Linked DNA regions of Homo sapiens: region 2 is linked to region 1. The links are chromatin contacts, found by Hi-C or POLR2A ChIA-PET in ENCODE. All regions are on one chromosome and are shown on one strand. Each heading gives the region's core, a stretch centred on a gene start or an enhancer-like site at or near the end of the contact. The rest is flanking DNA. Distances are from core to core; before and after follow the strand shown.

Region 1 (4,031 bases), core at 1,033-3,532:
GGCCAACATGGTAAAGCCCCGTCTCTACTAAAAGCACAAAAATTAGCCAGGTGTGGTGGTGGGCACCTGTAATCCCAGCTACTCGGGAGGCTGAGGCAGGAGAATCCCTTGAACCTGGGAGACAGAGATTGCAGTGAACTGAGATCATGTCACTGCACTCCAGCCTGGGCGACAGAGCAAGACTCTGTCTCAAAAAATTTAAAAATATATATATTTTCTGAAAATAAACCCCCAAGAATATGCAGAATGGAGGGAGAGGGGCTACATTTTTATTGCCTTTAATATGTATTGTTAAATTTTACACAGTACAATTCTACCAATTTACAATGCCATTAGCAACTAATATTTCTCCATAGCCTCACTTGTGTTTAGTTTTCAAAAGTGTTTCAAATTTGTAGATGCAAAATTGCATCTTGTTAGTATTTCCATTTTCATGTATTTGATTACCAGTACTATTGAAAAGCTTACCACTTACTTAAATTTGTATTTTCTTTTCTGTATATTGTCTGTGTCCTTGTCTGTTTGTAATTGGCTTCTTGACACTTTTTTTTTTTTTTTTTGAGATGGAGTTTCACTCTGTCGCTCAGGTTGGAGTGCAGTAGTGCGATCTCGGCTCACTGCAAGCTCCGCCTCCCGGGTCTCCTGCCTCAGCCTCCTGAGTAGCTGGGACTACAGGCACCCGCCACCATGCCCTGCTAATTTTGTTTTTTGTATTTTTAGTAGAGATGGGGTTTCACCGTGTTAGCCAGGATGGTCTCAATCTCCTGACCTCGTGATCTGCCCTCCTCAGCCTCCCAAAGTGCTGGGATTACAGGTGTGAGCCACCGCGCCTGCCCAGCTTCTTGATACTCTTAATCATAAATTTAATAAGAGCATTTGCTGATTCTTTATCATATCTGCTGCAGCTATTTCCTCTAATCTCTTCCTTTCCGTATTTATAGATTTTGTATATACTCTTATTTTTTACCATGTCCTAGCAGCTCAATTTTTCCTGTATTATTTATTGGTTTATGCTAGAAGGTAGTAGAAAATAGTTAGAAATGTATGAATTCAAATTCTAACACTCTTATTCCTGCTCTGCCACTCTGGGTGACTGAGCAAATTACATAACCTCTCTAAGCCTTCTTCCCATCTGTAAAAACCTGATATCACTAATAATGGCACTGAGCACACAATGTCTTATAAGGATTAAATGAGATAATGCAGGCCGGGCGCGGTGGCTCACGCCTGTAATCCCAGCACTTTGGGAGGCTGAGGCGGGTGGATCACGAGGTCAGGAGATTGAGACCATCCTGGCTAACATGGTGAAACCTCGTCTCTACTAAAAATACAAAAAATTAGCTGGGCGTGGTGGTGGGCGCCTGTAATACCAGCTACTCAGGAGGCTGAGGCAGGAGAATGGCGTGAACCCGGGAGGAGGAGGTTGCAGTGAGCTGAGACTGCGCCACTGCACTCCAGCCTGGGCAACAGAGCGAGACTCTGTCTCAAAAAAAAAAAAAAAAAAAAGAGATAATGCATAAAGTGCACCTGGCACATAGCAACTCATAAAAGTAGTTACATCATTGTATTATTACTGTTATTCTTTTATTTGTTCAATAATTAGAAAAATGATTGTTTACCATAGCTGTGATAAATGACTGACTTGCTTTTTTACTGGTAGCTTTGTTTTTCATCTCCTTCATCCCTATGCAGCTCTGTTTTTTTTTTTTTTTTTTTTTTTTTTTTAGGAGTCTGGCTCTGTCTCTCTGTCTCCCAGGCTGGAGTGCAGTGGTATGATCTCGGCTCACTGCAACCTCCGCCTCCCAGGTTCAAGTGATTCTCATGCGCCACCACACCCAGCTAATCTTTGTATTTTCTGTAGAGACGGGGTTTCGCCATGATGGCCAAGCTGGTCTCAAACTCCTGACCTCAGGTGATCCACCCGCCTCAGCCTCCCAAAGTGCTGGGATTACAGGTGTGAGCCACTGGGATTACAGGAGGCAGCTGGCCTCCTATGCAGCTCATTTTGATGTATAATGGGTACATCTGAAGCAAGAGAGGGAGATGGAGTCCAAGCACCAGAGCTCACTCATCAGGGATTCTCATGGGGGCAGTTATGAGGGAAATGGGGAACATTCTCATGGGAGGAGAAAGGCTTATAAATTAAGCCGGAGAAGTTCATTAATAAATAGGCTGTCCACATTAACACCTGTCAATAAACAGGATTCGAAATGGCAGGTGAGGAGCTACAGAGGGTACTGCATCTGGAAACCTGGTGGGCAATGGCTCAGAGTCTGAGGGCTGAAATGAGGAAGTGCGGTATCAGCATGGAGCAAGCCAAGCCCACGGGAGCAGTGAAATGGGCCAATACTTAATCAGTATGCACCACAGTCTCACCATACAGTGAGACCCAGAAAGACATTTGTTCTGCTAGAATGCACATTTCTGTTATGGGAATCAGCTCACTGCAGAAGTAAAATTATAGCCATCATCAGGGAAGGAAGAAGCGCTCAGCTCAGCTGCTACACTAATTGCATGAGCCCTTTCAGCTGTATTTTAGGAAAATGGCAATGAGCACACACACCCAGGGCCCTTTTCCCCAGCTCTCAGCCAGGTTGCACTGCTTCCTGGATCCACCTGACTAGCACTCAGAGCCCACCACCATCTGCACTCTTTCAACACTTGCCAGACCAGCTCTAATTAAAGTGTTGCCAGCATGTTCCCACTCTATCACATTGAACATTTTAAATATCTACTGTGACAGTCTCCAGCCACACTGAGGCAGTCTGGGCAGTCCAAGTTATCTCCTTATGTGCAAACCACTATTTTTATTAGCATTCTGGTTACAGATTTCCACAGATTACGAGTGATCTGCCTCTAACCCTATTTTCCCCATAAGCCCTATTACTCTTACTGCTTGATTTTGCCGAACACAAGGTTCTTGAGGAATGCCTAAGTGTTGGGTGCTCCACGCACTGCCTTGGATCCTCTTGGCCACACCTCGATTCCTGCTATTATTTGAGGACACAATTCTATGCAGGCTTCAACTCACCTCCTGTGGCCCTGCCTCACCTCAAGCATGCGCTGTACATCTTCCCCTGACCCCGCAAGGTTCTCCGATGCTGTGGTGCGACGTGCCTGCGGGAGCACCCCGGCACTCGCTGATGTGAAACCTACAAGCGCAAGGGCGTTACAACCTTCAAGATGACCCTCTGTCAATGCTAGATGGGAGTTCATGGGGGAACACTTACAACTTCTGCCTTTCATCCATTGGGTGGTCAGTTTGAGGCACTATCTGTATACAACTCCTCAGAAGTTGCTGTTGGGATGGAAGCCCCCGTGCCCACTGCAGTCACCAATGTGACTGGCTTGGTTTTCCTTCTTCCCTGGTCAGTTTCCTTAGTCTCCACCCCTGCTCCCTGGTATCACCACTGTCCACAGTAAACTACACACACAGTTCCTTGTACCAGGCTTGTCTTCCCAGGGGAATAAGACAGCATGTGCTGCATTAAAATGGAAACACCTTTACTTACTTTTACGTACTGTTAATCAACAGTCACTGCCCAGTTCTTCCAAGTGGCCTTTATCATCCCTTCCCTGTAACTTCCTGGGTCCCCGTTTGAGACTCCCCCAAAGGAGTAATGTCACGCACAGCAGGAGGCTGCCAGCAGGGGGCTCCAACCCTACACCAACATCTGTTCTGAAGGTGCCTCAGCCGGACTAGTGATAAATGCTTTAGATTTCACCCTGGCAGTGAGATACAGGTAAAGATAAGTGCCTATTCAAGCCCTATGTTCCTTTTACTGGCGATTCATGTAAACCACACTCCTAATGAATTGAGGACTAATTTTTTTTTTGAAACAGGATCTCTCTGTTGCCCAGGCTGGAGTGCAGTGGCACAGTCATAGCTCACTGCAGCCTCAACCTTCCAGGCCCAGGTGATCCTCCTGCCTCAGCCTCCCAAAGGACTAAGATTACAGGCAGGCATCACCACGCCTGGCTAATTTTTTTTATTTTTCGAAGAAACAGGGTCTCACTATGTTGCCCAGGCT
Region 2 (4,158 bases), core at 923-3,422, 130 kb after region 1:
AGACCAGCCTGGCCAACATGATGAAACCCTGTCTCTACTAAAAATACAAAAATTCGCCAGGCCTGGTGGTGGCCGCCTGTAATCCCAGCTACTCAGGAGGCTGAGGCAGGAGAATCGCTTGAACCCGGTGGGCGGAGGTTGCAGTGAGCCAGATCATGCCACTGCACTCTAGCCTGGGTGACAGAGCAAGACTCCGTCTCAAAAAAAAAAAAAAAAAAAAAAAAAAAAGAACAGTATATATTGTCAATTTCAGCTTCCAAGAAAAATTAGAATATTGGAAAACTTAAATCCACTACTGCGGGCATGAGAACTTCCCTTAAAAGACCTTTCTGATAGGATCAGTAGTGATATTAACAAATGTAATTTTTTTTTGGTGTTACATTGTGTGATGGAAAATGCACATACCTCAGTGAATTAATGCTTTCCAAATGACCAGTAATGATGTTACAAATAAACATTGGTCAAGTGCAAAATAGACTGATGGATTTTTTTTGTAGGAGAAATTTTATTTTTTAAATTAAGTTGTAGTAAAACTGACCATTTTTGTGTACAGTTGTATGAATTTTACCTCATGTATAAATTTATATACCCAACACCACAACTAAGAAACAGAATAGTTTCATGACCTCAAGAAGTTCCCTGTGCTGTCTTTTCTAATTGCCCCACCCAAAACCTCTGGCAGCCTCTGATCCATTCATTTGCTATAGTTATGTTTTTTAGAGAATGTCATATAAATGGAATCATACACTGTGTAACCATTTGAGACTGGCTTCATTCACTCAACATGTATTTGAGAGTAATCCAAGTTGTATCTTCCGTTATTTCACTCCATTTTAAAAAACTAAAATTCACCATTTGAGCCATTTTAAGGTGTGTATAATTCAGGAGCTTTTAGTATATTCAAAGTGTTGTACAACCATTACCACTATCTAATTGTATAGCATTTTGATCACCTCCCAAAAGATAGACCATACCTATTACATAGTCACTTCCATTTCCATATTTCCTCCATAATATCCTTTATGTCTGTGAATTTTCCTGTTCTGGACATTTCATATAAATGGAATCATACAATATATGGCCTTTTGTGTCTGGCTTTCATTTAGCATATTTTTGAAGTTCATCCATGTTGTACGTATCAGTATTCATTCATGTTGTCAGCTCAGGTTGCCATAACCAAAATACCACAGGCTTAGTGGCTTGAACCACAGATACTTATTTCTTATAGTTCTGAAGGCTGGAAGTACAGATCAAGGTCCGGCAGTGTTGGTTTCTGCTGAGGCCTCTCCTCCTGGCTTGTAGGTAGCTACCTTCTCACTTTAACCCCACACAGCCGTTTCTCTGTGCTCATGCAGGGAGGTAGCACAAGTGATCTCGAGCGTGTGTGCACCTTCTCTGGTTTCTGTCCTAACAAGGACACTAATTCTGTCAGATCAGGGACCCACCCTTCTGACCTCATTTCATCTTTGTTGCTTCCTTAGAGACCTCATCTCCAAATACAGCCACACTGGGGTTAGGGCGTTAACATGAATTTTGGGAGTGACATAAACTTTGAGTCCTTAACAGTTCTTTTTTATGGTTGAATAATATTCCATTGGATGGCTGTACTCCATTTTGTTTATCCACTCTTTAGTTGGTGGACATTTGAGTGTTTCCGCTGTCAGGTTATTATGAATAATGCTGCTGTTCAATACTGCTGTGAACATTCATGTATGACTTTTTGTTTGAACACCTGTTTTCATTTCTCTTGAGTATATACTTAGGAGTGGAATGCTGGGTCATTTGGTAATTCTATTTTTAACTTTTTGAGAAACACCTAACTTGTTTTCCAGAGCATCTGCGCCGTTTTGCATTCCCACCAGCAATGTGTGAGGGCTCCCATTTCTTCACTTCCTTTACCAGCACTCGTTATTTTCTTTGTATGCGTGTAGTTTTTTTGTTTTGTTTTGTTTTGTTTGAGATGGAGTCTCGCTGTGTCGCCCAAGCTGGAGTGCAGTGGCATGATCCTAGTTCAGTGTAACTTTGAACTCCTGGAGTGAAGTGATCCTCTCACCTCAGTCTAGGACTACGTACCACATCTGGCTAACCTTTAAGATATTTTGTAGAGAAGGGGTCTGGCTGTGTTGTGCAGGCTGATTTCAAACTCCTGGCCTCAAGCAATCTTCTCACCTCTACTTCCCCAAAGCACTAGGACTGTAAGTGTGAGTCACCCCTGCCCAGCCTAAAACTGATTTTCTTATGCTAATCTTGTATTCTACAACCTTGCTGAACCTGTTTATTAGGTTAATGGTGGTGTTTTGAAAGATTCTTTAGAATTATGTATATATAAAATCATGTCATCTATAAAAGTAGTTTTACTTGGTCTTTCCAATTTGGATGCCTTTTATTTCTTTTTCTTTTTTCTAACCACCCTTGCTAGAACTTCTAGACAATGTTGAGTAGAAATGGTAAGAGCAGACATCCTTGCCTTATTTTTGATATTAGGGGAAAGCTTTCAGTATTTTGCTATTGAGTATGTTAGCTGTTTCATAACCAGGGTTATGAAAAAGCTCCTTTCTATTCCTAGATTGTTGAGCGTTTTTATCATGAAAAGGTGTTGGACTTTGTCCAGTGCTTTTCCTATGTCAACTGAGATGATCAGGTTTCTCTTTTCCCCGCTTTATTCTGTTAATATGGTGACTTTTTTTCAACTGATTGATTTTTGTATGTTGAACCAGCCTTGCATCTCTGGGATAATTCCATGATGGATGGTCATATGCTGCTAAATTTTGTTTGCTAGTATTTTCTTGAGGATTCTTGCATCTCTATTCGTGAGGGAGATTGGTCTGTAGTTTCCTTATGATGATGTCTGTCTTTGCTATCAGGGTAATACTAGATTTATGGGATGAGTTTGGAAGTATTCATCCCTTTTCTCTTTTTTTGGAAGAGTTGAAGGAAGGATTGGTGTTCTTCTTTAAATGTTTGGTAGGATTCACCAATGAAGCCATATGGTCCTGGGGTTTTTTTTGTTGGAAGTTTTATTACAGTTTTCATACTTGTTATAGGTCTTTTCAGTTTTTTAGTTGAGTCAGTTTTGGTAGTTTCTAGAGGTTTATCCATTCATCTAGATTATCTAATTTGTTGGCATACAATAGTTCATGGTATTCTCTTGTAATCCTTCCTGTTTCTATAAGATTGTAAAGATGTCCCCAGTTTTATTCCTGATTTTAGTAAATTGAATCTTCTCTCTTCTTTTTTCTTGGTCTGTCTAGTTAAAGGTTTGTCAATATTGATTTTTTCCGAGAAATTTTGGGTTCATTGATACTGATTTTTCTGACTCTTTTTTTTTTTTTTTTTTTTGAGACAGGGTCTTACTCTGTCTTGACTCTTTTTTTTTTTTTTTTTTTTTTTTTTTTTTTTTTGAGACAGGGTCTCTGTCGCCCACACTGGAGTGCAGTGGTGTCATTTCTGTTCACTGCAACTTCTGCCTCCCAGGTTCAAGCAGTTCTCCTGTCTCAGCCTCCTGAGTAGCTGGGATTACAGGTGCACGCCACCACGTCCAACTAATTTTTGTATTTTTAGTTAGAGACAGGTTTTTACCATGTTGGCCAGGCTAGTTGCGAACGCCTGACCTCAGGTGATCACCTGCCTCGGCCTCCCATAGTGCTGGGATTACAGGTGTGAGCCACCACACCTAGCCTGTAGTTACTTTTTTGAGTAACTATTTAAGAATGTATTGTTTAATTTCCACATATTTGCAAATTTTTCAGTTTTCCTGTTAGTGATTTCTAACTTCATTGCATTGTGGTTGGAAAAGATACTTTGTGTGATTTCAGTCTTTTGAAATTTACGGCAAGTTTTTTTGTGGTCTAACGTGTTGCCCTAGAGGATGTTCCAGTGCACTTGAAAAGAATGTGTATTCTGCTCGTGTTGGTTGGAGTGTTCTGCATATGTCTTTTAGGTCTAGTTGCCTAACGGTGTTGTTTAAGTCTTCTTTTTCCTTATGTATCTTTTGCTTAGTTGTACCACCCATTATTGAAAGTAGGGTGTTGAAGTCTCTAGCTATTATTGTTGAGCCATTTCTTCCTTCAAGTCTGTCAATTTTTGCTTCATAGAATTTGGGGCTGTGTTGTTAGGGGCATATATGTTTTTAATTCTTAAATGTTCTTGATTGACTCT

The links. A loop is a pair of places that touch in the nucleus more often than their neighbours do. ChIA-PET counts read pairs that join two places held with the same protein, here RNA polymerase II (POLR2A). Pooled maps may share reads with other maps.
Region 2: a pooled map of psoas muscle shows a loop between it and region 1 (2.1-fold over the local background). The contact joins two enhancer-like sites. A Hi-C loop is called at or near these places in 1 of 168 maps with a recorded cell type or tissue (K562), 1 of 37 single-sample maps with no recorded cell type and 5 of 50 pooled maps. POLR2A ChIA-PET finds 5 or more read pairs at or near these places in 1 of 52 experiments (activated T-cell).

What each region holds. Positions count from the first base shown.
Region 1 is chr10:96,762,194-96,766,224 of GRCh38, forward strand. No RefSeq gene overlaps it. Among named protein-coding and RNA genes, the nearest start is that of PIK3AP1, 44 kb to the left of the region's middle. RefSeq lists a silencer at 3,693-3,782. Within about 2 kb of position 2,283, at least 3 of the 41 ENCODE cell types and tissues checked have a DNase peak (open chromatin) inside an H3K27ac peak, as active enhancers do.
Region 2 is chr10:96,888,164-96,892,321 of GRCh38, forward strand. All of the region lies in intron 2 of LCOR (ligand dependent nuclear receptor corepressor), which reads left to right. Among named protein-coding and RNA genes, the nearest start is that of LCOR, 58 kb to the left of the region's middle. Within about 2 kb of position 2,173, at least 3 of the 41 ENCODE cell types and tissues checked have a DNase peak (open chromatin) inside an H3K27ac peak, as active enhancers do.